Linked DNA regions of Homo sapiens: all the other regions are linked to region 1. The links are chromatin loops, found by intact Hi-C in ENCODE. Cell type or tissue: PC-9. All regions are shown on one strand.

Evidence for each region. A loop is a pair of places that touch in the nucleus more often than their neighbours do. Peaks named below come from ENCODE experiments on the same cell type or tissue, not always from the same donor. Only the 100,000 strongest peaks of a DNase experiment are listed, where the experiment ranks them.
Region 2: a loop joins it to region 1, with 20 times the contacts of the local background. A loop is called at or near these places in 3 of 110 quality-filtered maps.
Region 3: a loop joins it to region 1, with 14 times the contacts of the local background. A loop is called at or near these places in 55 of 110 quality-filtered maps.
Region 4: it touches region 1 in a loop (6-fold over the local background); 18 of 110 quality-filtered maps call a loop at or near these places.

What each region holds. Positions count from the first base shown.
Region 1 is chr17:51,053,326-51,061,325 of GRCh38, reverse strand. SPAG9 (sperm associated antigen 9) reads left to right here. Exons shown (of 30, transcript NM_001130528.3): 3 at 4,844-4,914. Among named protein-coding and RNA genes, the nearest start is that of SPAG9, 64 kb to the left of the region's middle. In PC-9, CTCF peaks have their summits at 4,196 and 4,399 (motif pointing right); DNase peaks (open chromatin) are centred at 705, 1,345 and 4,355; H3K27ac peaks cover 1,457 bases.
Region 2 is chr17:50,779,444-50,787,443 of GRCh38, reverse strand. No RefSeq gene overlaps it. Among named protein-coding and RNA genes, the nearest start is that of MIR8059, 15 kb to the right of the region's middle. In PC-9, CTCF peaks have their summits at 3,894 and 4,099 (motif pointing left); DNase peaks (open chromatin) are centred at 2,143 and 4,113.
Region 3 is chr17:50,997,658-51,005,657 of GRCh38, reverse strand. SPAG9 (sperm associated antigen 9) reads left to right here. Exons shown (of 30, transcript NM_001130528.3): 12 at 395-446; 13 at 3,813-3,943; 14 at 5,941-5,997; 15 at 7,041-7,214. Among named protein-coding and RNA genes, the nearest start is that of SPAG9, 120 kb to the left of the region's middle. In PC-9, CTCF peaks have their summits at 4,258 and 4,457 (motif pointing left); a DNase peak (open chromatin) is centred at 4,397.
Region 4 is chr17:50,847,872-50,855,871 of GRCh38, reverse strand. It overlaps the pseudogene RPL5P33. Among named protein-coding and RNA genes, the nearest start is that of TOB1, 14 kb to the left of the region's middle. In PC-9, CTCF peaks have their summits at 3,400 and 3,602 (motif pointing left); a DNase peak (open chromatin) is centred at 3,641; H3K4me3 peaks cover 320 bases; H3K27ac peaks cover 346 bases.

The DNA.
Region 1 (8,000 bases):
TCACTATTAAGTGGTGTACATTTGACACAAAGCAATGCAAACAAATTGATTAGGAAACTGGCATAAAATCAGTCAGGACCTGACTTTGTTTTGTGGCATTATAATGTTTTGTTCTGTAAGGTATAAACCCAGCTCTCTGACCAAGTCAGTTGACAAACATCTTATATAAAAGCTTCTCTCGGTGGGGCGCGGTGGCTTACGCCTGTAATCCTAGCACTTTGGGAGGCCGAGGTGGGTGGATCACGAGGTCAGGAGATCGAGACCATCCTGACCAACATGGTGAAACCCCATCTCTACTAAAAATACAAAAATTAGCTGGATGTGGTGGTGCACGCCTATAGTCCCAGCTACTCAGGGAGGCTGAGGCAGGAGAATCGCTTCAACCAGGGAGGTGGAGGTTGCAGTGAGCTGAGATCGCACCATTGCACTCCAGCCTGGGGACAGAGTGAGACTCTGTCTCAAGGAAAAAAAAAAAAAACAAAAAAAACCCTTTTCTCTGAGGTTTGCTTAATGGTATAAGTCAGCTAGGGCCGCCATAACAAAATATTACAGACTGGGTGGCTTCAATAGCAGAAATTTATTTCTCACAGTCTGGAGGCTGGAAATCTGAGATCCATGGTACAAGCAGATTTGGTTTCTCCTGAGGCCTTTCTCCTTGGCTTGCAGGTGGCTGCTTTACCTCTGTGTCCTAATATGGCCTTTTGCCTATCTCTTGCTGTTATAAGGATACCAGCCCTGTTGGATCAGGGCCCCACCTTAATGACCTCATTCAACCTTAATTACCTACCTTCTTCTGCCTTTTTTTTTTTTTTTTTTTTTTAAAAAGACAAAGTCCCGCTCTGTCACCGAGGCTGGAGTGCAGTGGTACAGTCTCAGCTCACGGCAACCTCCATCTCCCAGATTCAAGCGATCCTCCTGCCTCAGCCTCCCGAGTAGCTGGGATTACTGCTATTTGCCATGACGCCTGGCTAATTTTTGTATTTTTAGTAGAAACAGGGTTTCACCATGTTGGCCAGGCTGGTCTCGAACTCTTGCCCAGGTAATCCACCTGCCTCGGCCTCCCAAAGTGCTGGGATTACAGGTGTGAGCCACCTCGCCCGGCCCTTAATTATCTTCTTAAAGGCCCTATCCCCCAAATGCAGTCATATTGGGAGGTAGAGCTTCAACCTATGAATTTGGGGGGTGAGGGAGCACAATTCAGTCCATAATAGGTCAGGAGATAAGAGTTCTCTGTGGGGATGGGAAGCAAAGAGTGTTGTGACTTGACAATCAGATCCAGAAAAGTCTTACAGACCATTGTAAGAATTTTTTTTTCCTTTTAAAAATGAGATCGGAAGCTTTGAAGTTTTGAGCGGTTAGTCACTGTTTGATTCCATCTCTATTTTGAGAATGTAGGGAACAAAGACTAAGTAGAGAAACTAGTCAGGAGACTAGGATTATTATTGTAATAACCTAAGCAAGAGATGATGTCTTGGGTCAAAGTGAGAGTGATGAAGGTGGTAAAAGTGGTGAGATTCTGGTTTTTGGTTTGTTTGTTTGTTTGTTTGTTTGTTTTTTGAGATGGAGTCACACTCTGTCGCCAGGCTGGAGTTGCAGTGGCGCAATCTTGTCTCACTGCAACCTCTGCCTCACTGCAACCTCTGCCTCCTGGGTTCAAGCGATTCTCCTGCCTCAGCCTCCCAAGTAGCTGGAATTATAGGCATGCACCACCACGCCCAGCTAGTTTTTGTATTTTTAGTAGAGATGGGGTTTCACCATGTTGGCCAGGCTGTTCTCGAACTTCTGACCTTGTGATCCGCCCACCTCGGCTCTCAAAGTGCTGGGATTACAGGCGTGACCCACCAAATTTTCTTTATCCAGTCTATTCGGTAACATTTTTGTTCTCTCCCTGAGAATGCTACAGTCAGAGCAATAAAGCTTGTTTGTTATGGTTCTGAATAGTTTGTTTAAATCCCATTCTACATGTTGAACTCATAGCCATTGTAGGATAACATAAGGAAGAATGAGTATTCAAGCAGAGGAAAGTGCCTGTGTGAATGGATGCACATCGTGTTTGAACTGAGGTGGGCTGGGGCTATACAGGCATAAATACATCAGATCACTGACTCCTCCCCAGAGGTAACTACTATCCTGACTTGTAACATTTCAGATTAGTTTTGTGTTATGTCTTTGAATTTTGTATTCTTTTGTTTCTGCTTCTTTCCTTCAATATCATATTTGTGCTATTGGTCCATGATGTTGTGTGTGGCAATAATTTGTTTATTCACGTTGTACAGTATTCCAGTACATGAATATTTATCCATTCTACTCTTGATGGACAGTTGGATTGTTTTCAGATTGTGCTTCTTTGAACATTGTTTTAAATACCTTTGGGTGGACATATATATAGGCTTTCTAGCAATGACATTGTTTTGTGATAGGGTTGGCAAACATTCGAAACTTAACTAAATCTTGCCAAACAGTTCTTAAATTGGGCATACCAAGTTACGGTGTATGAAACCATACACCACAGTTTATGAAAGTTCCAGTAGTTCCACATCCATACTGGCACTTGGTGTGTTGTGTTTTTCACTGTAGCCATTCAGAAGCATGGTGGTGTTGCATTTTGGTTTTAATGTGCATCTCCCTGACTTGGGTACACATTTTGCTTGGCAGTTTGATGCCCTTTGTATCAAAGTATCTGTGAATGGGTTGTTTCTGTAAGAACAGAGGAGTTTTTTGTTTGAAGCATACTCCCCTCTGCCCAAAGTGATATCTTAAAGTAAACTCCAATATACAAAACAGATTAAAATGAGTATTTGCTGAGAAGCAGTATAGCATGGTAATTAAGAACACAGATTCTGGAGCCAGATTCTGATAGGAATCCTTGCTTTGCCATTTTCTATCTGTGTGACTTTGGGCAAGTTACTTAGCTCCTATTTGCTTCAGTTTCCTCATCTCTACCATGGATGTAATAATAATACTTTCATCGTAAGGTTAATGTTAGGCTCAAATAAGTTAGTTTATATGCAGTTCTTAGGACTGTATGGTACATAGTAAGCACTTGATGTTGTTGGCTGCTATTAGTAGTGGTGGTGTTGGTGATACAAATTTATTTATGAATTTATATCAGCTGACAAGAATAATAAGGCTCTACTATTGAGCACAAATTTGAAATTGAGGATTATGAATGATAGTTGGATTTTATTTCAGCCTCAGCATCCAATTTTTGTTTTTGTTGCACATTATCAAGAAAATAATGATTCAAAAAGATGAACAATTGAAAATAGATATGGTTTGTCCAGTAGTCTCAGAATTCCTTTAAGCTTTTAATCAGTTTAAATGACAAGTAGTAGAAAATGTTTATTTTGAAATTATTAAATATCCATAATTTGCTTGGATTTCCTGTTTTTAAATAAAAATCATAGAATTAAATTTTATTAAAAATTAATTTGTGGTTTTAGCATCTATTATTTTATCACAACACATCTGCATAATAAATTTGCTTATTATCGCTTTCAGCCACAGGATAAGATGAGCAGCAGATGTATTCAACACTTGTGTGGCATGATAAAATGTGCTCCGTGGGTACTGTAGTGTGTGTTTGCTCTCTGGTGCAAATGTAATGAGCCAGCGACACATAAGCTTGAATTAGAAACAAATCAAAACAAAGACAGCTACAGTTTTCCTAATCACATATTTTCAAGATATTTAAACAAATTATGGCAAGTAAAGGTACACAAACCCAAAATGAATTTTCTGGGCAGCACAAGGTATGTTTTGTTTGGTGTCTGGTGTGTTAATACTAGGAGGCATATAAAACATTCATTTATCTGCTGTCAGAATATTAGTTCATACTAGTTCCTTCTACAGCTGTCCTCCACAGTCACCAGTTGTAGATTACACACAGCCTTGCCTGTTTGCGGCCAGCTGACCCTTAAACCCAGGGAACATTTTCAACTATGCTAAGGCTTTCCAACAGACTAAATGAGTACCCTGATAAACTCCTCTAGCACCAGCTTTATTTCTCCCCAGACTGTCTCCCACTGCTCCTTAGCCAAGTATGGGCTCCTCCAGTCTGGCCAGTCTCCCCTCTGCCTCACCACCACCCTCTGCCTCACCACAGGCATGGTTTTGTGTTCCCTTCTCTGTGGTAACAGTGTCAGGAATGCTCTCATTACCATCTGTCTTGAGTACTGTAATTTCTTCCTTTGTGGTTCTGTGTGGACACCACCTCCTCCCTGAATCATTCCTCTTTGCTATCAGTTATTCTTTCCTGTGGAATCCTGTCCTGACATTCTGTATCTCAGGATCTATTAATAAAACTTTTTTTTTTTAAATATCCTGAAGTTGTACTCTGTGAGCACTACCTCAAGTCAGTGCCACTCACAAAACCCATCAGCAGAGGGAGCTAAATAAAAGAAGATGAGTCCCTGAAATTGAGGAGACCTGAAGCAGAAAAAGTACTTATAAACAATCAACTTTCACAAACTGCCAGTGCTAAAGAGCTTGAGTAGTGTTGGAAATACATTATTTGGGCCCTAATCCCAGTTTAAAACTTTGATGAGGTGATTTGTGTTTTTGAAAGAGTTAATTCTGTATCATGTTAAAAAAAAAACTGTTTAGGGGGATGACCTGATAAATATAGGAATATTAGAGAACCAATCTAAGGTATTCCGCTCGTCTGAAAGTTTTCATTATTAAGGATAATGAAATGAGGTCACTGCTTTGTGAAGACTTGCATATGGAACACTGAGTCTGAAAGTTGCTAAGGATTATGGATAGCCCATTCTGAGTCTAACATGTACTTTTTCAAGTAAATTTCTTATTTTGTTTTGATCAAGTGTATGTATCTTAATTTCAGTTAGCAGACTTGAAGAAAGAGAAGCAGAACTGAAGAAGGAATATAATGCATTACATCAAAGACACACTGAGGTGGGTTTCTAGGTTTTTCATTACCATGCTATTATTGAGACAAAGAAATGAACCTTAGAAAATATGTCTTAATTTTTCTTTGAAAATCAGAATTTTTTAAAAAAGAATAATTCTTGGGGATTCTTTCAAGAAAACATTAAATTTCATGTGGCATTTACCTAGTTACCAAATGTCAACTTTTCTTGGAATTAGCTTTTCATGGGGTGAATTAGTATGCTACAGAATAATTTAGTTATTTAAGGCAGCTATAGTACTTCTCTCCTTGGCTGGCTAAGCAAAAACCTATGTGCACATAATGAAGTTTCTGTGATGCTTAGATGAGAGAACTGATTTGTTTTTTTATGAGTTTGGAAATTATGGATTGGTAAGTTATTGGTAAAGGGTCTCTACATCTATTATCCATTGTAAAGGACTTATTTGCATTAAGCTCATAACAAATAATATAAGCACAAATTATAATGTGTTAAAATAACTCAAAAGTAGGTTTTTTGCATGAGTTTTCAGTATTTTAAATTAACAGTTTCAGCACAGTCTCCTCAAAGGAAATTAGAAAATGTACTTGAGGGTTTTTTAACCTTTTTATGATTCCCTGTCAGCCTTTCATGTTGCTTTTGTTTCTGTTATCTTAATGTGAAAATTATTTTTGTATGTCATGGTCAGTCTGGGTTTCACATACCCAGATAAATATAATTTTTATAGTTTTATACAATATTTGTTACATGAAAAAAATAATTCCTCTCTCTTTCCCCTTGCTAGTCCTATATTTCCCATGATACATATGGTTCCAGTCTTAGCCCGTTTTTTTGTTTGTTTTTTTTTCTCCCTAGTTTGTGTGATCTCTTATCCTGCGTCTGGTAGAAACTATGTTGTTGTTTTTCTTTAGAAGAGTATAAAAACCTTTATAATCTATAATCATAAAACAATTTAAAATCATGTTTTGGAGAATATCCACACAGATTGTATTCTGTATACAGTAAGCATATTAATGCTACAAAGATTGTATTTACATTATTATATTGTAGCTATATTCTGTTGTTGCTTGTGTGTGTGTGTGTGTGAGAGAGAGAGTCTTGCTCTGTTGCCCAAGCTGTAGTGCAGTGGCGCAATCTCGGCTCACTGCAACCTCCATCTCCTGGGTTCAAGCGATTCTCCTCCCTCAGCCTCCCAAGTAACTGGGATTACAGGTGTGTGCCACCATACCCGGCTAACTTTTGTATTTTTAATATAGTAGAGACAAGGTTTCTCCACGTTGGCCAGGCTGGTCTTGAGCTCCTCACCTCAGGCAATCCACCCACCTCGGCCTCCCAAAGTGCTGGCATTACACGTGTGAGCCAGTGTGCCTGGACGTTGCTGTTTATTTATTTATTTAAAAAAATGTTTTAATACTAGCCATTGCTTTTAAGGAACAGAAAACCCCACCACACATTGCATTTGAATAATGTGGTTAGCACTTTCTTGGGGTAGGGTGTAGAATTTTTCCCTGTTAGCCTTGACACGTGAGATTTGATTATTACAATCTTAGCTTAATAACCATACCCAAAGCATGAAGTATCACAGAATTGATATCCAGTAGCAGATGGAAAGGATGGTCCATGAAGGGCTTGAACCATAGAGCTCAGGGAAGACAGGAGCAGGTTATACAGCAGCTTTTTCAGTGGTAAAAAATACCCACATTTGGCCAGGTGCGGTGGCTCACACCTGTAATCCCAGCACTTTGGGAGGCCGAGGTGGGTGGATCATGAGGTGAGGAGATTGAGGCCATCCTGGCTAACACGGTGAAACCCCGTCTCTACTAAAAATACGAAAAATTAGCCAGGCATCATGGAGGGAGCCTATAGTCCCAGCTACTCGGGAGGCTGAGGCAGGAGAATGGTGTGAACCCAGGAGGCGGAGCTTGCAGTGAGCCGAGATCACGCCACTGCACTCCAGCCTGGGCAAGAGAGCGAGACTCCGTCTCAAAAAAAAAAAAGCCAAAAAAACCCACATTTTGGCTGGGAGCAGTGGCTCATGCCTGTAATCCTAGCACTTTGGGAGGCCAAGGTGAGCGGATCACTTAAGCCCAGGAGTTTGAGACCAGCCTGGGCAACATGGTGAAACCCCGACTCTACCAAAAAAAATATATACAAAAATAGCCAGGCATGGTGGCCTGCACCTTTAGTCCCAGCTATTCAGGAGGCTGAAGTGGGAGGATCACTTGAGCCCAGGAGGTAGGGGATACAGTGAGCCAATATTGTGCCACTACACTCCAGCCTGGGCAACAGACCCTGTCTCCAAAAAAAAAAAAAAAAAAAAAAAGCCCTCACATTTTAATGACATTTGTTAGCCATTAAGGTTTAATTTTAGTGGATATTAAGATTTAATGGCATTTGGTGGATATTAAGATATTAAGGTTGCTAAAAGGCCTGTTACTGATTTTCACATCATTCATCTCAGTGCCTAAACAATGTACTCTATGTACTGTTTGCTTAAGTAGTACTTATTAAAGCTGATAATTATAAATACATATATGTTTTATATATATATATATATATATATATATATATATATATATATATACTTTTTTTTTTTTTTTTTTAATTAGGGTCTCACTCTGTTTCCCAGGCTGGAGTGCAGTGGCGCAGTCATAGCGCACTGCAGCCTCAACCTCCCGGGCTCAAGCAGTCCTCCCACATCAGCTTCCCAAGTAGCTGGGACCACACACGTGCATGCCAATTTTTTTTTTTGTGTGTGATGGAGTCTCGTTCTGTCACCCAGGCTGGAGTGCAGTGGCTTGATCTCAGCTCACTGCAACCTCCGCCTCCTGGGTTCAAGCGATTCTCCTGCCTCAGCCTCCTGAGTAGCTGGGATTACTGGAGTGTGCCACCACGCCTGGCTAATTTTTGTATTTTTAGTAGAGGTGGGGTTTTCCCGTGTTGGTCAGGCTGGTCTCAAACTTCTGACCTCGTGATCCATCTGCCTTGGCCTACCAAAGTGCTGGGATTACAGGCGTGAGCCACCGCTCCTGGCCAGTGCACGCCAATTTTTAAAATGTTTATTTCATTTTTATTTTTTGTAGAGATAAGGTCTCACTATGTTGCCCAGGCTGG
Region 2 (8,000 bases), 270 kb after region 1:
GTGTGCAAGGGCCCCAGTGCTTTACTCCCTGTGTCTTTACCGTGTGCATCTACCATCCTGGTGCCCTCCCACTCAGACTCTGGGCTCAGCCACGTGCTTGCTGTGGCCAGCAGGATGTTAGCAGACCGGAGGCAGGCAGAAGAGGGCTTAGCATCTCCATCTGTTCTTGCCCTGAGCTCCACTATGAGAACATGCCCGGGCAGGCCTGCTGAAGGATGAGAGACCCATGGATATGTGAGGAAAGAACATTCCGGGCCAAGGGAACGGGCAGTGCAAAGGCCCTCCTTCCAGATAGGGGCTTGCCTGGTGTACTTGAGAAGGAGCACAGGGCCAGTGGGGCTACAGCCAAGTGAGAGAGGGGACCACGTTGCAGGAGCTCCTGGGATCCAGACTGTGGAGGGCTTTGTAGACCATTGCAAGACTTAGGCACTTACTCTAAGCAAAATGAGAAGCAGAGGCCTGGCAAGCTCTGACTTCCATGCTAAAAGGATCACTTTATTGCTGAGAAAGAAGAGATATGGGGGCGGTGCAGAAGCAGGGAGACCAGTGGGAATGGGAGGGGATATTGCAATAATCAGACTAGGGTGGCCGCAGCGGAGGTGGGGAGAAGAGGTTGGATCTGACTATGCTGTGAGGTCGGATCTCAGAGGATGGGGTGGGGGTCAGTGAGAGGAGGTGAGGGGTTCTGAGCTGAAGAACACCAAGGCTCAGCCTGGCCCTGCCTGATGGCCCCACCCAGAAATCCCCAGCTCCCTCTGCTCCCGCTGCATTGGCCCTTGTTTTCATCCCCCGAACACATTCCCCTCTCTCCTGCCTCAGAGGTCTCGGTACTTGCCACTGCCTCTTTCCCCTCGCTCTTGGCCTGGCTAAATCCATCATTTGGGTCACAGCTTAAATGTTCTTCCAGAGGCCTTCCCGGGACCCCCACCCACCCCACCCCTATGAATTGTCTTCTCTGCCATCCTCCCTCCTCCTACCCTGTTCTTTCCCTTTCCAGTGCTCCTTTTAATCACGTACGTAATCCTGTGGTTATTGGTTTAACGTCTGCTCCATTAGATCACCAGGGAGCAGGGCCCGACAGGCTGTGTGGGGTCAAGTCCCTGTTATTCCCATCTAGACCTGTGTGAACTGGGGAAAGCTAGTAAACCACTGGGCCTCAGTCTCTTCCTTGGAAAAATGGCAGTAAGGCCCAAGGCAATCCTCCAGGTAGAGCGCTGAGCTCAGTGCCTGGCCCACTGTTCAGTACATGTTAGCTACTATGGGGGCCATGGAAAGGAGGCCAATGTATTTATCTGGAAGCGCTCAGGCTGTTCAGATGACTTCACTGTATTTGGCAAGCTCTCCGAGTGGCATAAACAAACAGCACTCTGAGTAGACTGCTCAAATGAGGCAGGTTTGAAACTGCCTCTTGGCAAATGCACATTCAGGGAAATTAGAGAGATGTGTGCATTTGCTGATTTTAGTTGCTTGTCATCCAAATACCAATCGAGAGGGGAGGATACAAATCTCAAGATGGGCTGGAGGCAGTGTTCCCCCTATGGAAGCCTAAGGGGGCCAAAGATCCAATTCCTGCAGGGGGTGCTTGGGAACTCAGCCTTGGTTCATCCTGCCTAGGACTTTGACACTGACTGAGGGTTATTGAGAAGCTGGGACCATTGAGGTGTCACTCCTCTAATGTTGGGGTCCCAGCTGCCACCATCAAAGGGCAGTGATGGTTGTGAGGTTGGCATGATTGTCCTCATAAGACCCTCCCTGTGATTCTGCCTCCCAGCCTTCTGGGTTCCTGCCCAATTTGTCAGGCTGGTTCCAGTTTACCCTGTGACTCTATGAACCATCCATCATCATTCCAGAAAATTATTTTTGGGCTATAGTTAACCAGGGTTGTTTTCTATTGTTTACAACCAGGATCGTCTCCCCTCCCAGAAGGGGCTGAGTACCAACCCTCAGAAAACCTCATCCACCACCTTGGCTCTGCCCTACTCATTACTGGGAGCATAAACTTCCCTAGGGTGCTATGGGGCGGGCATGTGTCAGTCTGTACTAGGAGTACCCTGAAAACAGGGCAAAAGATGTGCCAAGCTAGATTAGGAAATGTTAACCAGGCTTCTTTCTCTAGCATGTCATACCGCCCCGCCCCAATGCAGGTGGCAGCAAGGATGTCCTTGGGGCAGGAATGTTTCAGAAGAAATGAAGAGAAGCCAGTGGAGCTAGGTCTTGGATACTAGCTTCAAAGTTGAGGTCCTTGCCTCAGTAAAAACACTGATCACACGATGGCTCTCTCCTCCCCACTCCAGCCCTGTTGTCTGGGCTGCAGTAGGGGCACTGCAGAGCTCAGGGAGTAGAGGGGCGCAGTGGTGAAGGCACTTCCTGGTGAAGGCACTGAGGTACCATCTCCCAGAACACCCTCATGTCTCTACACGTAAGGAGACATGCTGCTGTGGCTTGTCTGGGCAGAGAGGGCCTGAGACAAACCCCTCCCCACAGTTTCCCATTGAAGTGGCTGAGAGAGGGTTCTGGGACCACATGAAGCTCAGGATCAGGATGGTATAACAAGGAGGCCAGGTGGGCCGCGGGCCCTCATGGTGAATGCTGATGGGATGGACACGGGCAGTAATGAATCCAGTGAGAACGGAAATCAGCAAATGATGCCCGATAGGGCCAGAGACCATCTTTACAGATACCAGCAGAGAAAACGAGAACGACCAAGATCAGAGCCCTCTCCCTGCTGACACCATTAGCTGGGACCCCAGGGCAAAGGGGGAGGCAAAAACTTAGAATTGACTGAAGAGGCCAGGCGTGGTAGCTCACACCTGTAGTCCCAGCACTTTGGGAGGCCAAGGCGGGTGGATCACAAGGTCAAGAGTTGGAATCGAGCCTGGCCAACATGGTGAAACCATGTCTCTACTAAGAATACAAAAATTAGCCAGGTATGGTGACACATGCCTGTAATCCCAGCTACTCGGGAGGCTGAGGCAGGAGAATCACTTGATCCCAGGAGGCAGAGGTTGCAGTGAGCAGAGATCGCACCACTGCATTCCAGCCTGGGTGACAGAGCAAGACTCCGTCGCAGAAAAAAAAGAATTGACTGAGGAAACCCTGAATTCTGTAATAAAAATGTTTCCACATCGTGCAACATGGGAAATGGAGGTGGAAATCCAAGTCAATTATAGAAAATAGAAACATTCACACTTCTGACTTTGTAACCCATGAAGCTTGTGCCCCTACAAGGAGATCTCACCCCCATGTAACCTGGGTGCCAACCCATTACCTAAGAAAACAGACAGGCCTGGAGAGCTTTAGGGAGAGTTGTGGAGGGACGGACTTTGAACTCTTGTAAAGTGACTTGCTTTTATTAGGCACCTACTGTATACCAGGCACATTGCTGAACACTATATATTATTTATTTTTCTTTTTTCTTTTCTTTTCTTTTTCTTTTTCTTTTTGGACAGTCTCACTCTGTTGCCCAGGCTGGAGTGCAGTGGTGCCATCTCAGCTCACTGCAACCTCCATCTCCCAGGTTCAGGTGATTCTCGTGCCTCAGGCTCCCGAACTATATATTATTTCTTTCTGTTTTTGTTTGTTTTGTTTTGTTTTTGAGACAGGGTCTCACTTGGTTGCCCAGGTTGGAGTGCAGTGGTGCGGTCTCAGCTCACTGCAAGCTCAGCCTCTGGAGTAACTGGGATCATAGGTATGTGTCACAACGCCTGGCTAATTTTTGTATTTTCACTAGAGACGGTGTTTCGCCATGTTGCCCAGGCTGGTCTCAAACTGCTGGCCTCAAGTGATCCGCCCGCCTTGGTCTCCCAAATTGCTGGGATTACAGGCATGAGCCACCATGCCCAGCCTACATATTCTTTCTAAGTGAGGTGGAAATTATTATTTTCTTTTTGCAGACAAGAAAACTACAACACAGTTGCTGAATGAGGGAGCCAGGGTGCATTGGGCTGATTTCCCACAGGACAGTTTATGGACTCCTTGGATAACCAGGAATACTGCTCTGCGGCTTTACACCCAAAGGTGGTGCTGGGAGAGATGGGAGACCAGGGAGGGACTGAATTAAAAATGCAGGTTCTTGGAGGAAGCTCAGGCAGGAGTGGGGCGGCCCCTGGTGGACACACGGAGAATGGCAACTCGGTGGTGCGGACCTGCCCTGCCCAGTGGCCTTGCATGGGAATGGCAGGGAAGGAAAGGGGCAGGCTCAAGAGGAGGTATTGAGAGGGGCTCCCATGTTGGAGCTCAGTCCTGGGACAGCAAAGGCTACTCCTGGGGCGCGGGGGCGGTATGGGAAGGGGCATTTCATGAGGACAGGCAAGAGGAAGGAAGCTGACCTTCACTGAGCGTTGACTATGCTCACAAGATACAGGTGGGAAATGATATCGACTTTTAAAACGGGCCCGCTGGGCGCGGTGGCTCATGTCTGTAATCCCAGCACTTTGGGAGGCCGAGGTGGGCAGATCACTTGAGGTCAGGAGTTCGAGACCAGCCTGGCCAGCATGGTGAAACCCCATCTCTACTAAAAATGCAAACAAATTAGTGGGGCATCATGGCACATGCCTGTAATCCCAGCTACCTGGGAGGCTGAGGCAGGAGAATCGCTTGAACCCGGAAGGCAGAGGTTGCAGTGAGCCAAGTTCCCACCACTGCGCTCCAGCCTGGGCGACAGACCAAGACTCCATCGCAAAAAAAAAAAAAAAAAAAAAAAAAAAAAAAAAAAGGGCAAAGATATCCAGGCACATGCGAACCAAAAGAAAACCAAGGTCATGACATGAAGCTCAAAAAATTATATGAAACACGACGGATCTCTTTGTACTGCTAAAAGGGAAAGACCCCAGAAAATAAAACGTGCACCAAGTAACATAATGTAAAACACATAGGCCGGGCGCGGTGGCTCACGCCTGTAATCCCAGCACTTTGGGAGGCCAAGGCGGGCGTCACGAGGTCAGGAGATCAAGACCATCCTGGCTAACACGGTGAAACCCGGTCTCTACTAAAAATACAAAAAATTAGCCGGGAGTGGTGGCAGGTGCCTGTAGTCCCAGCTACCTGGGAGGCTGAGGCAGGAGAATGGCGTGAACCCGGGAGGCGGAGCTTGCAGTGAGCCGAGATGGAGCCACTGCACTCCAGCCTGGGCAACAGAGCGAGACTCTGTCTCAAAAAAAAAAAAAAAAAAAAAAAAAAAAGTGCACATCAAGAAAGTGAAGAGACAATCCACAGAATGGGAGAAAATATTCATAAATCATATACCTGATCAGGGACTTGTAACCAGAATATGTAAAAAGGCTCTTACAACTCAATAAGAAGACAACCCAATTTTAAAATAGGCAAAGGCCAGGCTCGGTGGCTCATGCCTGTAATCCCAGCACTTTGGGAGGTCAAGGCAGGCAGAACACTTGACGTCAGGAGTCCTAGACAGCCTGGCCAACATGGTGAAACCCCATCTCTACTAAAAATACAAAAATTAGCCTGACACAGTGGCACGAGCCTGTAATCCCAGCTATTCGAGAGGCTGAAGCGGGAGGATCACTTCAGCCCGGAAGGCGGAGGTTGCAGTGAGCCAAGATCACATCACTGCGCTTCAGCCTGGGCGACAGAGTGAGACTCCGTCTCAAATAAAATAAAATAAAATAAAATAAAATAAAATAAAATAAAATAAAATAAAATAGGCAAATGATTTGAATAGATGTTTCTCTAAAGAAGACATGCAAATGGCCAATAAACACAAGAAGAGATGTTCAACATCACTAGTCATTAGGGAAATGCAAATCAAAACCAAAATAAGATACCACTTCACACTCACTGGTATAGCTACAGTTTAAAAGACAAATAAAAAATAGACCTTCTCAATCCCCCTGTCTCTGTGAACTTCCGCTGGGAAAAGCGATGCACTGGCGAAAGCCGTGTGAGGGGGGCCTTTGGCTCCAGAGAGACGGCGCGAGAGCCCCAGTGGGAACCACCCGGAGACCCAGAAGATCGAATTCGCCACTGCGCTGCGCGGCCGCCACACTCGCCGGGATCGGCCGGGTTTGAAGACGCGCCATGGAAGCCAGAGGGGTCTGACGATGGGGACCTCTCGGAGCGTCGTCGCCCTGCTACTGCGCCTTGGCGGCCGCGCTCCATCTGGAGGCTTCCTCGTGACGCATACGCAGCCTGGCCGCCAAGAAGACCGTCGCCTGCCTGGGACAGCCACCCTGGACACCCAGAAGCCAGGAGATTTCCAGTGAGGCCCTTCGCTTCCTTATCTTTTGCCCAAGAACTGGGTTTCCGTAATGCGTCCGCTCTGTTCCCATGCCACCCAAGAGGCTGTGGCTGAGCAGCGCTTCTGACACATTGCTCTCTTTAGTCTGTTCTCGCAATAAAATCCAACGCCAGTGCAAAATAATAATAATAATAATAAACATAGGGCCAGGCACGGTGGCTTACGCCTGTAATCCCAGCACTTTGGGAGGCTGAGGCGGGCGGATCACGAGGTTAAGAGTTCCAGACCAGCCTGGCCAACATAGTGAAACCCGGTCTCTACTAAAAATACAAAAAATTAGCCGGGCATGGTGGCACGCCCCTGTAATCCCAGCTACTCGGGAGGCTGAGGCAGGAGAATCGCTTTGAACCCAGGAGGCAGAGCTTGCAGAGAGCAAAGATTGCACCATTGCACTCCAGCCTGGGCAACAGAGCAAGACTCCGTCTCAAATAATAATAATAATAATTAATAAAGGCCAGGCATGGTGGATCACACCTGTAATCCCAGCACTTTGGGAGGCTGAGGCAGGTGGATCACTTGAGATCAGGAGTCCAAGACCAGCCTGGCCAACATGGCGAAACTCTGTCTCTACTAAAAATACAAAAAAAATTAGCCAGGCATGGTGGCACACGCCTGTAATCCTAGCTACTTGGAAGCCTGAGGCACAAGAATCACTTGAACCCGGGAGGCAGAGATTGCGGTGAACCGAGATTGTGCCACTGCACTCCAGCCGGGGTGACAGTGAGACTGTCTCAAAAAAAACAAACAAACACATAGTGAACCCCCATCTCTACTAAAAATACAAAAAAAAATTACCGGGCATGGTGGCGGGCGCCTGTAGTCCCAGCTACTTGGGAGAGAGGCAGGAGAATCGCTTGAACCCAGGAGGCAGAGGTTGCAGTGAGCTGAGATCACGCCACTGCATTCCAGCTAGGGGCACAGAGTGAAACTGTGTCTCAAAAAAAAAAAAACCCACAAAACATATACACAGAATTTTTTTTTTTTTTTTTGAGATAAGATCTTGCTCTGTTGCCTAGGCTGGAGTGCAGTGGTGAGATCTCGGTTCACCGCAGCCTACACCTCCTGGGCCCAAGCGATCTTTCCACCTTAGTCTCCCAAGCAGCTGGGACTATAGGCCTGTTTTTGTTGTTGTTGTTGTTTATTTGAGGCAAGGTCTCATTTTGTCACCCAGCTGGGAGGGTAGTGGCACCATCACGGCTCACTGAAGCCTCAACCTCCTCCTAGGCTCAAGCGATCGTCCCATCTCAGCCTCTTGAGTAGCTAAGACTAAAGGCGCAACCAACATACCTGGGTAATTTTTCTTTTTTTTTCTTTCTTTTTTTTTTTTTTTTTAAATAGACAGAGTCTCACTGCCTTGCCCAGGCTGGTCTTGAACTCCTGGGCTCAAGCAATCCTCCCAACTCAGCCTCCCAAAGTGCTAGGATTACAAGCATGAACCACCGTGCCCAGCCAGAAAAACTCTAAAATGCATAGAAAAATAGACAAATAGAAACACCTCTCAGCCCGTATCAGATACTTTTAAAACAAAACAATAAGGTTCCTCAGAAGTTCATGTCATAATCAATGGCTCCAGCTTTACAAGGGCCACAAACTTATATTGCAAACCAGCCACATGCCAGGTATTGTTCAAAGCCCTGGGGACACAACTGGGGGGAAAATCTCTGTTCCTGTGTAGCTCACATTCTACAACAAATATTCACTCAACAAGTATGGGGCATCCTTCTGTTCCAGGCACTGTTCTGAC
Region 3 (8,000 bases), 56 kb after region 1:
GCTGGTCTTGAACTCCTGACCTCAGGTGATCCACCTGCCTCGGCCTCCCAAAGTGCCGGGATTACAGGCGTGAGCCACTGCACCCGGCCTAAATATTGTTATTTTTTATGTCTATAATGATGCAAAAAGAGTTAGAGACTGTTCAAACATCTTTGTTTTGATAATAAGGAAATTTAAAACATTATTTTTTTATCCCACTTTCTTTAATACCTGTTTATTTCTGAACAATGCTATGATATGATGATACTCCACCAAATGAGGGTGGCTAAATACCCTGTTTGGGAAAAGAAAAATAATCCTTTAGTGGTAGTTAAAATTGTTGACCTACTCTTATTTTTTTGAAAAGATGAGCTCAATTCAAATAACATGTTTTGTTTTGTTTTTTCCCCACTAGAGCTCGGGCAGAAGCTGAAGATGCAAGGCAAAAAGCAAAAGATGACGATGATGTAGGTTTACAATTTTGGACTTTTTTTCTTACCTTACCATGTTTTGGTGTTTCGGGAAGATCTTCCTACGTAAGCTTTGGATATAATACTATAAAGATTTTTAAAAGTCAGGAGACATGTTTATGGTCATGAATAGGATAGCTCATGCTTCTGCATGGTATCCAGATGCTGAGCTTTCTAGCTCCATGCAGTGTGCTCATTTTCCCTCTGTGCCTCTGTGCTCTTACCTGTAGTTGCATGTTCAAGTTTGAGGACCAACTGGGACATTTTGGGGTTTTTGGTTGTTGTTATTGTTGTTTCGTTTCAAATTTTGATTTAGAAATATGAAAGCTTAATAATAAAAATTATTTAACAGTATTAAAAAGATGAAGTCTAGAACTTTAGTACTAGTCAATTAGTTCATATTGTTGTGAACATAAGTACAGAAGAATAAATATGAGCTTCTTGCTAATATCCTTAGCATACCCCTAGTCTTTTTTTTTGAGACAGAGTCTCAGTCTGTCACCGAGGCTGGAGTGCAGTTCTGCGATCTCAGCTCACTACAACTTCCACCTCCCAGGTTCAAGCCATTCTTGTGCCTCAGCCTCCCGAGGAGCTGGGACTACAAGTCTAATTTGGCTAATTTTTTGTATTCTTAGTAAAGGTGGGATTTTGCCTTGTTGGCCAGGCTGGTCTCTAATTCTTGGCTTTAGGTAATCCACCCTGGTCAGCCTCCCAAAGTGCTGGGATTACAGATGTGAGCCACCCAGCCCAGCCTCATAATCATTCTTATAACAAATGTTTGCAGGTCAAAGGTCAGACCAAAGATATGTGGTTGTTTTGGACAGAATGATCACTTGGTGCCCCTTCAGTCTCTGTTTTTTAGTATCTTATGTAATGATACACACAAAAACAAGTAAGACATGCAGGTTATGAATCATAATAAATTAACATTGTGAACCTACCACCCAATCTGATAATTAGAACATTACTAGACATTGAACTATTCTGTGTTCCTCCCCTGCAGAGAAAGCTGCTATCCTATATTTATCATTTGCTTAACTTAAAAAAAAAATTTTATCATATCACATATGTATATATGGTTTAATTTTTCCTTTTTTGTGTTTCACACTACATTTAGTCTTGGAGACCAGCTTCTTTTCCTCAGTGGCATGTTTTTGAGATTCATCCGTGTAGTACAGTGCTGTAGTTATCATTCATATTCACTACTTTATGATATCCCATTGAATGAATAGTCACAATTTATGTATTTATTTTCCTGTTAAGGAATATTTAGTTTGTCTCAGCTTTTTACAATGCTGTTGTTACAAACATTACAGTAGAAGTCTCCAGGTGGGCAGGAGCAGTAGCCTTTCCAGAGTACATACCTACTAGTGGGCTTGCTGTGTTATAAACTTAAGATCTTTATCATTTGTTGTTTAACTTTATTGAAAGGAGAGGCCCAGTTTCTATAACAGAACAACAAAGGAGGAGGACTGCTAAGGGCTAAGCTTAGTGTCTTTCTTATGTCCCAAACCTTTCAGCTTTGATCCAAAATGTGGATAATGAAAGCCTATAGGACGTTGACTTGAGCCATGTTCCCTTGAGGTCTTACCCCTGTGCTCACTCTATATTCACATACTCTGTCTAAGAGTAATTCTGGCTAATACAGTTGTCTCCATCTGTTTGCATTTATGTTGGTATTTTAGCGACTCTTATAGTTGAGTACCTTGGTAACTAGGTAATAAGTTTACCCTTAATGCTGGTCTTGGGTGAGTATGTGGTTTGGTAATTTGAGATAAATGGAACTAACTTATAACTATTTTCTGAGTGACGATTGTTACAGAGCATGAATTAAAATAATGGTAGAGCAACATTTTTAGGTGAAACTTACAATAGTGTATTAAATCTATGTAGATAACAATTTTGGTTTTAGTTTAAAATCTGCACTATCCTTTATTTTTATTTTAGTATTATTACTATTTTTTAGAGACAGAGTCTTGCTCTGTCACTCCTCCAGGCTGGAGGAGTACAGTGGCAATCATATCCCACCACAGCCTTGAACTCCTGGGCTCAAGTGATCCTCCTGCCTCCGCCTCCCAAGTAGCTGGAACTACAGGTGCATGCCACCCCACCTGGCTATTAATTTAATTTTATTTTTTGTAGAGCCAGGGTCTCACTATGTTGCCTAGGCTGGTCTTGAACTCTTGGCCTCAAGCAATTCTATGCTTTTTTTTTTTTTTTAACTTCAGCCTCCTGAGTAGCTGGGACCAAAGTTGTGCGCCACCCCATACGTGGCTAATTTTTTATTTTCTGTAGAGATGGGATCTCACACCACATTGCCAAGGCTGGTCTCAAATTCCTGGGCTCAAAGTGATACTCCCAAAGTGCTAGGATTATAGGCGTGGACCATCGTGCCTGGCCCTACTGTTTGTTTTTGTTGTTGTTTTTGTTGTTGTTGTTGTTTTGTTTTTTAAAGACAGGATTGCACTCTCTTGCCCAGGTTGGACTGCAGTGGTATGGTCATGGCTCACTGCAGCCTTGACCTCCCAGCTGAAGCAATCCTCCTACCTCAGCTTCCCAAGTAGCTGGGACTACAGGTGTGTGCCACCACTCCTGGCTACAGGGTTTTACTATGTTGCCCAGGCTGGTCTCAAACTAAGCTCAAGCATTGTACCCGCCTCAGACTCCCAAAGTGCCGCGACTACAGGCGTGAGTCACTGCGTCCAGCCCCCTACTATTCTTTTTATTTTTTAGCTTTATTTTTTATATATTTTTAAGAACCATGAGAACAGACCCACACTACTCTTTATGATTTCTTTATAATATGTTCAAATATCTGTGTATATATATTCAGAAATTAAATTGCTGCCTTTTATCTTTGTAGTCATGAGTGATTATTTAAATCTCTTTGTTGGCTGGGCACAGTGGCTTACACCTGTAGTCCCAACACTTTGAGAAGCTGAGGCAGGAGCACCACTAGAGTCCAGTATTTCAAGATGAGCCTGGGCAACATAACGAGACCCTGTCTCTACAAAAAAATTTAAAAATTAGTCAGGCGTGTTGACATGTACCTGTAGTCCAAGCTACTCAGGAGGCTGGGGTGGGCAGATTGCTTTAACCCAGAAGTTCCAGGCTGCAGTGAGCTATGATTTCACCACTGCACTTCAGGGTGGGCAACAGATCAAGGCCCTGTCTCAAAAAATATATTTTTTTAAAAAAAAGTCTTTGTTGATTTTGTTTTTATAAAGCCATTTTTCTTTAAATGATCTACTAGATTAAAAATTAAGGAATGCTTAAAAACTGAAAGATTTTGCATAACTCTGAGATGAACACCAAGACATTTATAAGCTTCCAGAATGATATGTCATTTTCTTGTCATTATAGAGTGATATTCCCACAGCCCAGAGGAAACGGTTTACTAGAGTAGAAATGGCCCGTGTTCTCATGGAGCGAAACCAGTATAAAGAGAGATTGATGGAGCTTCAGGAAGCTGTTCGATGGACAGAGATGATTCGGTTTGTATGACAAGCGCTCCATTATTTTCCTACTATTATTTTGTAGGTTTGAATATTCCTTCATGTGGAACTTAAGTCCTGCCCTGTAAGATCCAAGCCCCTTTCTCTGTTTACTAGGAGAGACTTTTTAAAGTAACACTCAGAATTAGCAACAGAATGTGATCAAAGGAGGTGCTTTTTGGGCCAGTAAGGGATCTTGGAGGATGTTACTACGACCTCTAAAAGGCAATTATTATTACTTAGGAATGATGGTCATTTTTCAAATATAGAAATCAATACTACTTACCCAGTAATGTCAGGAAAAGATCACAATTTCATATGCAACACAGGAAAATAAATTATTTTGACTCAGTGTCTTTCTGTAAAATACTCTTGCTTGATTTCTTTCTCTCTTTTCTAACTGTTCATGCCAAGTACACCCTTCCATTGGTATCTTTCAGTCAGATGGCTCTTAAATCTCACCCAATGCTGCCATCTAATGGTTGTAGTCTCAGTAATAGTGTTTCTTTAATTTAGAAAGAACTGAAAAGTTTGTAAATGAGCTGCCCCCTAATTTACCCATATTTTTGAGTTTGGATTGTCATATCAGATTTACCAATAATAGTATGCATTGACATGTTGTTTTTAAGTTTATGAACACATTCTCTAATTGCCAACTTTTACTTCTTTAGGATTACATCATTTATTTCACAGTTTATGTACCCTTTACCAATGTTATATTAGAATCAAGTGTTTTAACATATCATTTTACAATTTGCTGTGATAGTAATTGCTTATAACTGCCCATAAGGAAGATCAGTATTCTAATCTATATTTATTAGACAAGGAAACTAACCCACTAGAAAGTGTATGTTCTTAACTGCAGTATTTAGTGGATATCGAATAAATAATAAGTAAATATTCAAAAAACTGAAAGTGGACCTTATTTATTTATTTATTTATTTATTTATTTATTTATTCATTCATTTATTGAGATGGAGTCTTGTGATGGAGTCTTGCTCTGTGCCCAGGCTGGAGTGCAGAAGTGTGATCTCGGCTCACTGCAACCTCCACCCCCTGGGTTCAAGCAGTTCTGCCTCATCCTCCCTGGTAGCTGGGTTTCCAGGTGTGCGCTACCATGCCCAGCTAATTTTTGTATTTTTTAGTAGAGACAGGGTTTCACCATGTTGGTCAGGCTGGTCTCGAACTTTTGACCTCAAGTGATCCGCCCGCCTCGGCCTCCCAAAGTGCTGGGATTACAGGTGTGAGCCACTGTGCCCAACTGGACTTCACTTTCCATTGCTGTTTTTAACTCTAGCAGCCAAGTGGTAGTCAACAAATTAAAGGAAATAGTAGCTTACTTTTAACTACTTCACTGAAGTAAAGAATGTTTTTAATTTAGTTCATAACAAAAAAGTAGTGAAAAGAGAGCTCTGATTATGATGGCAGAATCCCTACCACCTCATAAATCAATTTGGAATATCTTATTTTCTGAAATTTTGTTGAATCACCTGTCAATCCAGTTTATCCTCTTCCCTGCTGTGGTCATCTTTCCAGTGATGGAAAAGTTTTAGTCTTGTGAAAAATGACCCCTCAGGATGCCAAAGTTTCAAGCTATTTTGTGAGAGCTCCGAGTATAGATGATAGAGACTTTTATGTAAAGATGGGAATTTACAAGGCAATATTTTAATAAAAGGGAAAGTTAGAGGGTATCTTTTCAATAAAAAATTTTAAATATCATTCAGGCATGTTGGCTGTCTAGCACATATTACAGTCCTCTGTCGGTAGACTAAGCTCTTTGAGGGAGGGATGATATTTTATTTTTCTTAGTAGAATTAAAGTCAATCTTTAGCAGATTGACTGACACATGGTAGGTCAAAGTAACTACAGTATTTATTGAACTTAATTGTTGACTCCCCTCTGTGTATCCCATGAACTTCTTGGGTCTCTTGTTCTTCAGAAAGAAAGGTAGAATACCTCACTGATAAATGTTTCTTTTCTTTTCTTTTTGAATGTAGGGCATCACGAGAAAATCCAGCCATGCAGGAAAAAAAAAGGTCAAGCATTTGGCAGTTGTAAGTATTGAAAAACAAAGATGTTAGACAGCACATGAGACAAGAAAATTACAGTCAAAATTTATTTCCAAGAATGATTTTATGTCCATTTTCTTTCCTTCATTTTTTTTTTTTAAACTAGGGGTAATGGTTAAGTAGCTAAACTGAACTTTTTTTTTTTTTTTAATATATAGTGTGCCAACTCGGTAAGGCTCTTCTCAAGGACAAAAAATATGATATCGTAAGCTGCATCATGTTGACTGTGCATTTGTTGCAATCCTCTGCCAAATTTAAATAATGGGGAATTATTTAGAGACTTGAAAATGACCTGGATCCCCATTAAATAAGTTTCTGATTGGCTGGTTTTGTGATTGTAAGAAACTTTACAAAGTGAAGATGAGAAATTTAGTGCTTGTAGGGTTTGAGTAATATTGTGTATGTATTGAGCTTGAGTTATGTTTGTGCTAGAAGTACTATGTGTTTACTGTGATTAAAACTTACCCTTTTTTGGTGAATCTGCTATTTAATGGAAGTGTCAATTAAAAAAGAAATAGACCCGAAAGTAGTTGTTTAAATTGAGCTTAATCAGAAAATGTATAAAATGTGTGTTAACATGGTAATATGTGTTCCAGTACTTGATTATAATAAGCTGTTTTTAGAACTGGCATACTAAGCTTCCATTCACATCACACAGCCATAACCTTGCGGTTTAACAATCGCTCTTACCTTGCACCAAGTAGGAGCTAGCAAAAAAACCAAAATATATTTATTCAGTAGGAGAAGTTTCCTCTATTTAAGAGCTTCTTGCTTTCATTATACAAATTGCTAGTTAAAGAACAGGCACCCGCCATTCTAAGCAATAGTTTCTCTTCACTGAATGTCTGAGTTTGGCTACGAGTTACTGCTAAGGCTACAGCGTATGACTACAAAAACTGTTTTTGCCAATTTCTAACTCATTGCCTTGTAAAAGTACTCTGAAATTTTCTTCAACATTAAAGTTTGTGGAAAATCAAGGATTGTTTCTCATAGTACATGTGACACACAGACATACTGTCTTCTTTTAGTTTCAGCCGACTTTTCAGCTCCTCAAGTAACACGACTAAGAAGCCTGAACCACCTGTTAATCTGAAGTACAATGCACCCACGTCTCATGTTACTCCGTCCGTCAAGAAAAGAAGCAGCACCTTATCTCAGCTCCCTGGGGATAAGTCCAAAGCCTTTGATTTCCTTAGTGAAGAGTAAGTCTTTTCCAAATTAATCATTATATTCTAAATTAAGTTAGTGGTTCAGAATATTCTTGGCCTCTTATCAGCTCTAAGGATTCAGGTAAATCTATAAAAAAATCATTTCTGGGCCAGGCACGGTGGCTCACACCTGTAATCCCAGCACTTTGGGAGACCGAGGTGGGCGGATCACAAGGTCAGGAGTTCGAGACCAGTCTGGCCAATATGGTGAAACCCCATCTCTACTAAAAATACAAAAATTAGCTGGGCGTGGTGGTGTGTGGCTGTAATCACAGCTACTTGGGAGGCTGAGGCAGAAGAATCGCTTGAACCCAGGAGGCGGGGTTGCAGTGAGCCGAGATCATGCCATTGCTCTAGCCTGGGTGACAGAGTGAGATTCCATCTTTAAAAAAAAAAAAAAAAAAAAAAAAAAAAATCATTTCTGTAACTTGGCTGTCTTTAAGTAAATTACTTGTAGTCAAAAGTTTTTATGAAAATTGCTTTTCAGTTTTTATAAAAGAGAAGGATTTTTTTTTAAATGCCTCATTTTTGCTGGTATGACAACATTGATAAATACCTATTAATAGAAATGTGAATGGCCTTTAGAGGTAAATGAGCCTTTATCCTAAATGTTTGAACATTTCTGTTGGTGTCAGAGGACTTGGTTTTCCATCCTGACTTTACTACTCATTAGGTACAAACACTTGGGCAAATTAACCTTTCAGAGCCCCCAGTTTCTCTGTCTGTAAAATTAATCTGATAACCTATCTCAAAGGTGATTGGACCCAATTATACAGTTAT
Region 4 (8,000 bases), 210 kb after region 1:
GGTCGCATCCCTTCTGCCTATACACTTTTCAAGTGTTTCAAAAATAATTGTGGAAAAACCACATTGACAAAATGAGCTAGACATTGATTTCATGTGGGGTTTGTTTTGTTTTGTTTTGTTTTGTTTTTTGCACTGAATGTTAAACATAAACTTCCTTCCTGGCCATCAGGTTGCAGCTATTTTTAAACTCTGATTCTCCACATGCCCTTCTATAGCTTTTGAGGTCTTTTTTTCCTCTTTCTTAGTGCTAGTGAGAAAGCTGGAAAATTATGTTGCACACTCTTTTGGAGTGTGAAGACTGACTTAAAACGATTTTGTGCTTCCTTTAGGCCAGAAAGAAAGAGTGTCAAGAATGGACGTGGCATCAGTCTAGCTTGTTTTCTAGCAAATGGTGAGTATAAGTAAATGACTTCTGTATATTGATAGAAAGGAATGCTATCAGTATCATATCAGTATGATTTAAGAAATGGAATTACTGGCCGGGTGTGGTGGCTCATGCCTGTAATCCCAGCACTTTGGGAGGCTGAGGCAGGCGGATCATGAAGTCAGGAGTTTGAGACCAGCCTGACCAATAGGTGAAACCCCGTCTCTACTGAAAATACAAAAATTAGCAGGGCATGGCAGCACGTGCCTGTAATCTCAGGTACTGGGGAGGATGAGGCAGGAGAATCACTGGAATCCAGGAGGCGGGTCGCAGTGAGCCGAGATCGCACCACTGCACTCCAGCCTGAGCGACAGAGGAAGACTCCATCTCAAAAAAAAAAAAAGAAAAAGAAAGAAATGGAATCATCCTACCCTGCAAATATTGTACACTTTAGTACAGTATCCAGACACCTTGTGACACAGGTTCAGTAGTTTCCAGGCATAGGAACATCTTTTTCTGTTTTGCACTAAATGCAGGTATTCCTTTCAGATGGCTTTCCCTTGCCACCCCTCCACTAGCCATCAATGCATTTCTTTTTCCTTTTTTTTTTTTTTTGGAGGGGGAACGGAGTCTCACTCTGTCACCCAGGCTGGAGTGCAGTGGCGCAATCTCGGTTCACTGCAACTTCCGCCTCCCGGGTTCCAGCAATTCTCCTGCCTCATACTCCTGAGTAGCTGAGATTACAGGCACGTGCCACCACGCCCTGCTAATTTTTGTATTTTTAGTAGAGACGGGGTTTCACCATATTGGTTAAGCTGGTCTCGAACTCCTGACCTCGTGATCTGCCCGCCTTGGCCTCCCAAAATGCTGGGATTACAGGCGTGAGCCACTGCGCTCGGCCCCATCGATGCATTTTTAGTAAGGATGAAGGTTGAATTTTGTTTTGTTTTGTAATGACAATGCCTATTCTTTCTTCACTCTGATTATCCAGATCTGCCTACTGCCCTCAAATCTCTTTTCCCAAAAAGAACTCTCCTAGTTTTGCAAACTACCTGCCATTCTAAAGTTTTGTGGAGCCCTGGTGACTTACTTTATTCTAATTTCTTTTTATTTCCAGAAAACATGATAGGAATCTCTTAAACCATTTTAATACAAGGTTTAAGATAGCTGCAATCTTTGCAGTCAACCTTTCTAGAAACTAAGGTGTCACCAGAGGCTCTTTAACTAAAGACTTTGAGAACAAACAGTTTTCACACAGCTATAAAAGATTTTTACCTGGGGAAATTCTTCTTTGTGAATCTTGAAAAAGGCTGGAAGAAAGGAAGGAAACTTTTTTTTGGTAACTTAGAAAGAAGATTCTTGTTTATTTTCTGAACCACTAAAGTTCAAAGAACTTTTTGGGTTCTGTGTAAAAGGAATAGAGAGATGGAGGTGAGAGCTTATCTCCCCAGGAGCATCTGCCAAAGGAGAAGGGTCTGGCAGCCGGCAAGGGACCAGGGTGTTATGTCTTCTATCTGCCTTTGCTTCCAGGGCCTGGGAAAGGTGGAAAGGACAGTAAAGGAGAGAGCTTATGCATACACTGCCTGACAACTTGCCCTGGAGATCAGTTTCCTCGGAAGGAGGCTTTGCAGAAGTTCTGACACCGCCATTTCCCAAAGATTGTGCGCGTGTTTTTTTCCCAGATTTTCAAGGAGGATGGGGAACTGCTCCTACGTAAAGCACTGCCTATTTGAAGGATGATTTTTATACTATCACAAAGTCTTATGGAATCCAGAGGGAATGACCAACCCCAAAAGCTCAGTAGTAATAATGGCAACCCTTATATGAATTTACTATGTGCTAGATACTGCCCCATTTAAATTCAGTTCAACTTCATAACAACCCTCTGAAGGTTGTACTGTTTCTCCCATTTACAGATATATAAGTGGAGGCAGAGAGCTTGCAACAGTCACAGCCAGCGGAGCTAGGATTTGAACTGTGGGATTCTGTTTCCAAAGTCCATGATCCTTAACCATTACACTATCCTGCTCCCTTGGTTGACCTCAACCGGTCGATTTTATAAAAAGAGCCCCACCTGATTATTTAGAAGTCATCTAAGCTGCACTTTGTGCCCAGTCCCCCTCTCCTGCAAACCTCACTTGTGATTGTTTGCTCAGCAATCCCAAACTTATTTTGCTATCAGCCTTTGCCAGGCACAATTAGGAAAGGGAAATCGGTTGCAAAAACACAATGGAGTAAGATATGAGTTTGAGGGCTACGTGCTAGCTTTACTTACTTACATTGCGACTGCTCTCTGGATGATTAGATTTGTTGAGAAGCAACTATAGGCACTTCACATACTGAAGTCTTGGGTCCTGAGCTTTACTAGTACTTGTGATAGCAAAAGGGTGATGTTGACTCAAGTGGCTGCCCTGGGCTCAGATTCCATTCTTGTCCCTAAATTCTTTCTCAAACAAGGTGAGATATGATTAAAAACAGCTCCTGTATTCATCCACTCAACACATTTATTAAGCATCTCCTGCGTTAGGAACTGGCAGTGATATATACAATCCTTCGGAACCTCTAAAGGAGCTTACATTCTAGCAAACGATAACACACACGCCCAAATAATCATAATACACAGGAAAATGTAGGGGTATGAACAAAAAAGGGTGAGACTGTGCCTATCTTAGGGATGCTAGATCTGGGGGGAGATATCCAGCTATGAAGAATGGGTACAATGTCCACTGGAAGCACCCGGGGAAGCCTGGGCTCCCTCAAATTCCCAGCTCCAGTGGAGGAACAGGCAGTTGAGAGGAAAACCTTGGTCCTGGTGTGTGTGTGTGTGTGTGTGTGTGTGTGTGTGTGTGTGTGTTCTTCATCAGATGTAGCCACAGTAGGAAGAATGTGTGCTGCTAACCCTTGGGGAAAAAGGCAGAGGAAATCAGAAATAGAAGCTCTGCTGCCAGCCCATCTCTCCTGGGAGAACCTGCCTTTGAATTTGAACATTTTAACTTATTTTTTCACTGTTTCAAGCTTTGTACAGAAACATTATGAAAGAGAAATAGTTTAAAACTTCTTTATTCATCAAACCCAGGAGTGAGATGGGGAGGACCAGTAAGAAGTCCAAGGAAAGAAAAGGTGGGACTGAGAGGGGCGTCAGGCTGTGTCAGAGGGATGTCGAATTCCTTCCTTTTAAGACAGTTTCAGTTTCATGCTTAATCTAGAAACTTCCTCAGGCTAGAAGCTCCCTCTAGGGGTCATCTCATTTGTTTTCCTACCTTTAGTGACAAAGCCTCTTTTGGTTTTGTGATGTCAGGGCTCACAGCAGGTACTACCCCTCCAGAAGTTGGTGTTGGTGGAAAGTGCGTGTTCATTGCACAAACTCAGACACCCCCAGGTCACTCCCAGTTGCCACTCCCATCGCCACACCCTACCCCTGGCCAAGGCAACAAGTCTGTGGAGCTCTGCAGTTTCCTTTTCCAGTTTGGCTTTTTGGGTGCTTGTAATATCTTCCGGTTTGAACATAAATCAAAGAATGAGGCTTTGAAGGGAAAGCTTTGTATAAATTTCAGCCAGAAATTAACATTCCCAAATAACTTTTCGCCTGGGTCACTTCCCCGGGCAATGCCCTTCCCCAGGCTTCCCTAAGTTCTCTTGGTGGCTGAGCACTCTGTCATCCACTGAAAATACCACCACAAGCTGGCCAAACTCCTTCATGTGACCTGGGACTGTTCAGAGAGCATCACTATTCTGTACAGAGTGTGGATCCTGCTTTGGCACAGAAGACACCAGCGTCTGATCCTTGTCTCACACTCACTTGACCAGCGGGGACACATGTTTAGGCCCCACAATTTCCCCTGCAGATGTAAGAATGCTCTAGAGTGGTGTAGGGGGCTTCATTCAGCCTCCAAATAACATTACTCCTCGTGATCCTCTATGAGAAAGAACGTGGGCTTTGGGGTCAGACTTTTTTTTTTCCTTTTTTTTTTTTTTCTGAGACAGAGTCTTGCTCTATCACCCAGGCCGGAGTGCAGTGGCGCAATATCGGCTCACTGCAACCTCTGCTTCCTGAGTTGAAGGGATTCTCCTACCTCAGCCTCCTGAGTAGCTGGGATTACAGGTGCCCAGCCCCAAGCCCGGCTAATTTTTTTGTATTTTTAGTAGAGACGGGGTTTCACCATATTGGCCAGGCTGGTCTCAAACTTCAGACCTCAGGTGATCCGCTGCCTCGGCCTCCCAAAATGCTGGGATTACAGGTGTGAGCCACCACGCCTGGCCTGGGGTCAGACTTTGAATCAAATCTCAAACTCAACCTTAAATAGCAGTGCACTGTTAAAACGATTCCACCTCAGATTTCCTAACTGTAAAAGGGTTCCAAATTCTACTTGTTAGGGTTGGTGTGATGAGCATGTAAGATAAATAAAGCATTCAGCATAATCCTCTTCCCTACATAGAATAACCTGCACTCTCTTTACTCTGTGGTGAGAGAGGGCTCAAATCCTCCACCTCTCCCCGCACGGCTTAGCCTCAAGGGCATGTGCTCAGCCTATTTAGGGGAGGTCAGCTGGCTATAAACGTGCCTTTTCATGAGAATCCTAGGAAGTAAAACTTCCTGGTATATTAGCAGGGAGAAGGGAGGACACAAAAATGAGACGAAACCAGACTTGACTGTTCTTGAATCTGTGGTGGAAAATATCACACATGCGGTTAAGTACGTGGCCTTTGGAGTCATATAGACACGCCTAGGTTTGGTTCCCTGCTTGGCCAGGGACTTTGGGAAAATTATTCAATCTCCCTGAGCCTCAGTTTCATTATCTCTGAAATGGACAGGTTATTAAATGGAGGTGAAAAATATACACATCACAGGGTTGTAAATATTTAATGAGATAATGCATGTTGAACACATATTAAGTGCTGTAAGCTATTAGTAATGGAAATTATTAACCCTACCAAAAGGGCATCTAATTGGTAAAGGGTGCCCACCTTCTATGAGGTCTGGGACAGGGATGGGTTACCATCCGTGTAAGTCTCACTAAAGCTGTGTTCTAGTCATCCATAAACACCAGCTTCAGCGCTTATTAGGGTCACAGGGTAAAATTGCTGGTTGTAATGATTGTGAGGATTGCTTTGAGTCTGTTATTGATCATACCAGGGTCCTAAGGCTGTTTCCCCTTTTATTCTGTTGCCCCTTGTGGTACATTGAGATGGAGAGTGGCACTTGAAATAAGGGGTCATTGAGAGCTTAGTTCTGTGCCCCGAGGTGTTGGAGCTGGGAATGAAGGGTTCAGAAATATTCTTAGGGCCTCCATGGAGGTCTCAGAGGTTCCTCATCTCTAACCAAATTACTACACTTTATCTTTTCTTCCTGGGCCTCCAACTGCACAACCCCGAGTGTGTGCGTATGTGTGTATGCATCTCCCCATCCCTCTTCTTTTTCCTCTCATTCCTGCCCTCCTGCTCTCCCCCTCTCTTCTCCAGCTACCCTCCTCCTGGACTCTTTCCTTATCAGCAAAGGAGACTGCATCTGTTCTCACTTTGCTCTGGGAGAGGGGCCTGTTCTCCCCTCCTGGTTCTTGCTCCAATCATTGGCAGGGACGTGCAACAGCAATTATCCCCAACAAACTGAAGCAATGAGGCCCAGGACCAACTACCCTGGAGAGGCACTATGGCTACCATTATTATTCTGTTGTATAGATGATAATACTAAGGCACAGAGAAGTTAACTACTCAAAGTCACAAAGCCAGTATTTGAACCTATGCTCTGCCATGACTGTGACCTTTTCTCACTGCCGGCCCACCCTGGATAGCAAGGAGATTTGGGGACCTTGCGGCCTAAAATATCTGGCCCCTTATTTACTTATCTATTTATTTATTGCTTAATATGTTGATTGTCTTTATCTGAAAAATCCTCATAGAAAATTGTTGTCTGGGGCCGGGCGTGGTGTCCCACGCCTGTAATTTCAGCACTTTGGGAGGCTAAGGCAGGCGGATCAACTGAGGCCAGGCATTCAAGACCAGTCTGGCCAACATGGTGAAACCCTGTCTCTACTAAAAATACAAAAATTAGCCTGGTGTGGTGGGGTTTGCCTGTAATCCCAGCTACTGGGGAGGCTGAGGCAGGAGAATTGCTTGAACCCGGGAGGTGGAGGTTGCCCTGAGCCAAGATCGCACCACTGAACTCTAGCCTGGGTGACAGAACAAGACTCTATCTCAAAAAAAAAAAAAAGAAAGAAAGAAAATTGTTGTTTGGTTTAGCCCTCAGCAGTCTGCTCCTCTGCTCTTGTAAGAGAGGGCTCAGAGAAAACAAGCTTGCCTTCTTTTGAGCTACCCAATCTTTCTTCTGGGCAAGGGACATTTGGGGACGGTTCTATCTCCTCTTTTTAGCTTCTTTCTCGGGCTTCTTCTCATGGACTGGTGATATGGTTGGCATCTGTGTCCCCACCAAATTGCATGTCAAATTTTAATCCCCAGTGTTGGAGGAGAGGCCTGGTGGGGGATGACTGGATCATGGGGGTAGTTTCTCATGAATGGTTTGGCATCACCTCTCAGTGCTGTTCTCGTGATAGTGAGTGAGGAAGTCATTGGGAGCTCTGGATGTTTAAAAGTATGTAGCACTTCCCCCCTCTCTCTCTTCCTCCTGCTCTAGCCATGTAAGACGTGCCTGCTTCCCCTTTGCCTTCTGCCATGATTGTAAGTTTTCTGAGGCCTCCCCAGAAGCAGAAGCTGCTATGTTTCCTGCATAGCCTGCCAATTAAACCTCTTTTCTTCATAAATTGTCCAGTCTTGGGCATTTCTTTATAGCAGTGCAAGAACAGACTAACACAGCTAGATTCTCTTGTATAGCAGCATGAGCTTCCTTACACATCTCCTCCACCACGTCTGTAGTTACACTGTTCTTTATGTATTGAGATAACTCTTTCTTGTAAGCATCTTTATTTTCTTCCATTAGGTGATGCATCCAATCTGCAACATTCTGACCTATGATGTACTTCTGATGTACTTCTTCATTAAATTCCTTGCCTTCAGAATCATAAGCAGGGAATCATTTGGTACTGTGAGGGATAGACAAGCCTCCATCCACAGCTCCCTTCAGTGCCCCAAAAACTTTATTGCCAATAGTAGTTCTGGCAAAGCCTGCATCCAAATAGCAGGTGAAGGCACCGGGCTGACCATCAATGCTTTCCACATTATAATTCATCTCTGGTCACCTTCTCTTGGCCATCATAGATCTTGTCCATGCCGAACCTATTGAGAAGCCTGCAGGTCAGCACAGGCTGGTACAACAGGCTGCAGCGTCATCTGTCAGGCCAACCTTCACATTGCATTTTGGCAGTTCATGTGCATAAGCTGTACAGACTATCATATCCCCTTCTATGTGAGCATAAGTAATCTGACAAATGATATCTCTATTAGTTACATGACTTTTCCTGTATTTGGGCATGTTATACTTGTTTTTATCCTATATCACCAAGGGTTTCCAAAGATAGTAATCAGTTTTACCCTCTTGTCATTTTCTAAATTTCACGTGTATCTCTTAAAGTAGGCCTAGTTCTTGACGTCTTTAACCACCCCCATCCTGCAGAACAGAGCCCCCTGGGCCCTCTTTTTAAACATTTATGCAGCACACTTATAGCAGCAATGACCACTAACAAAA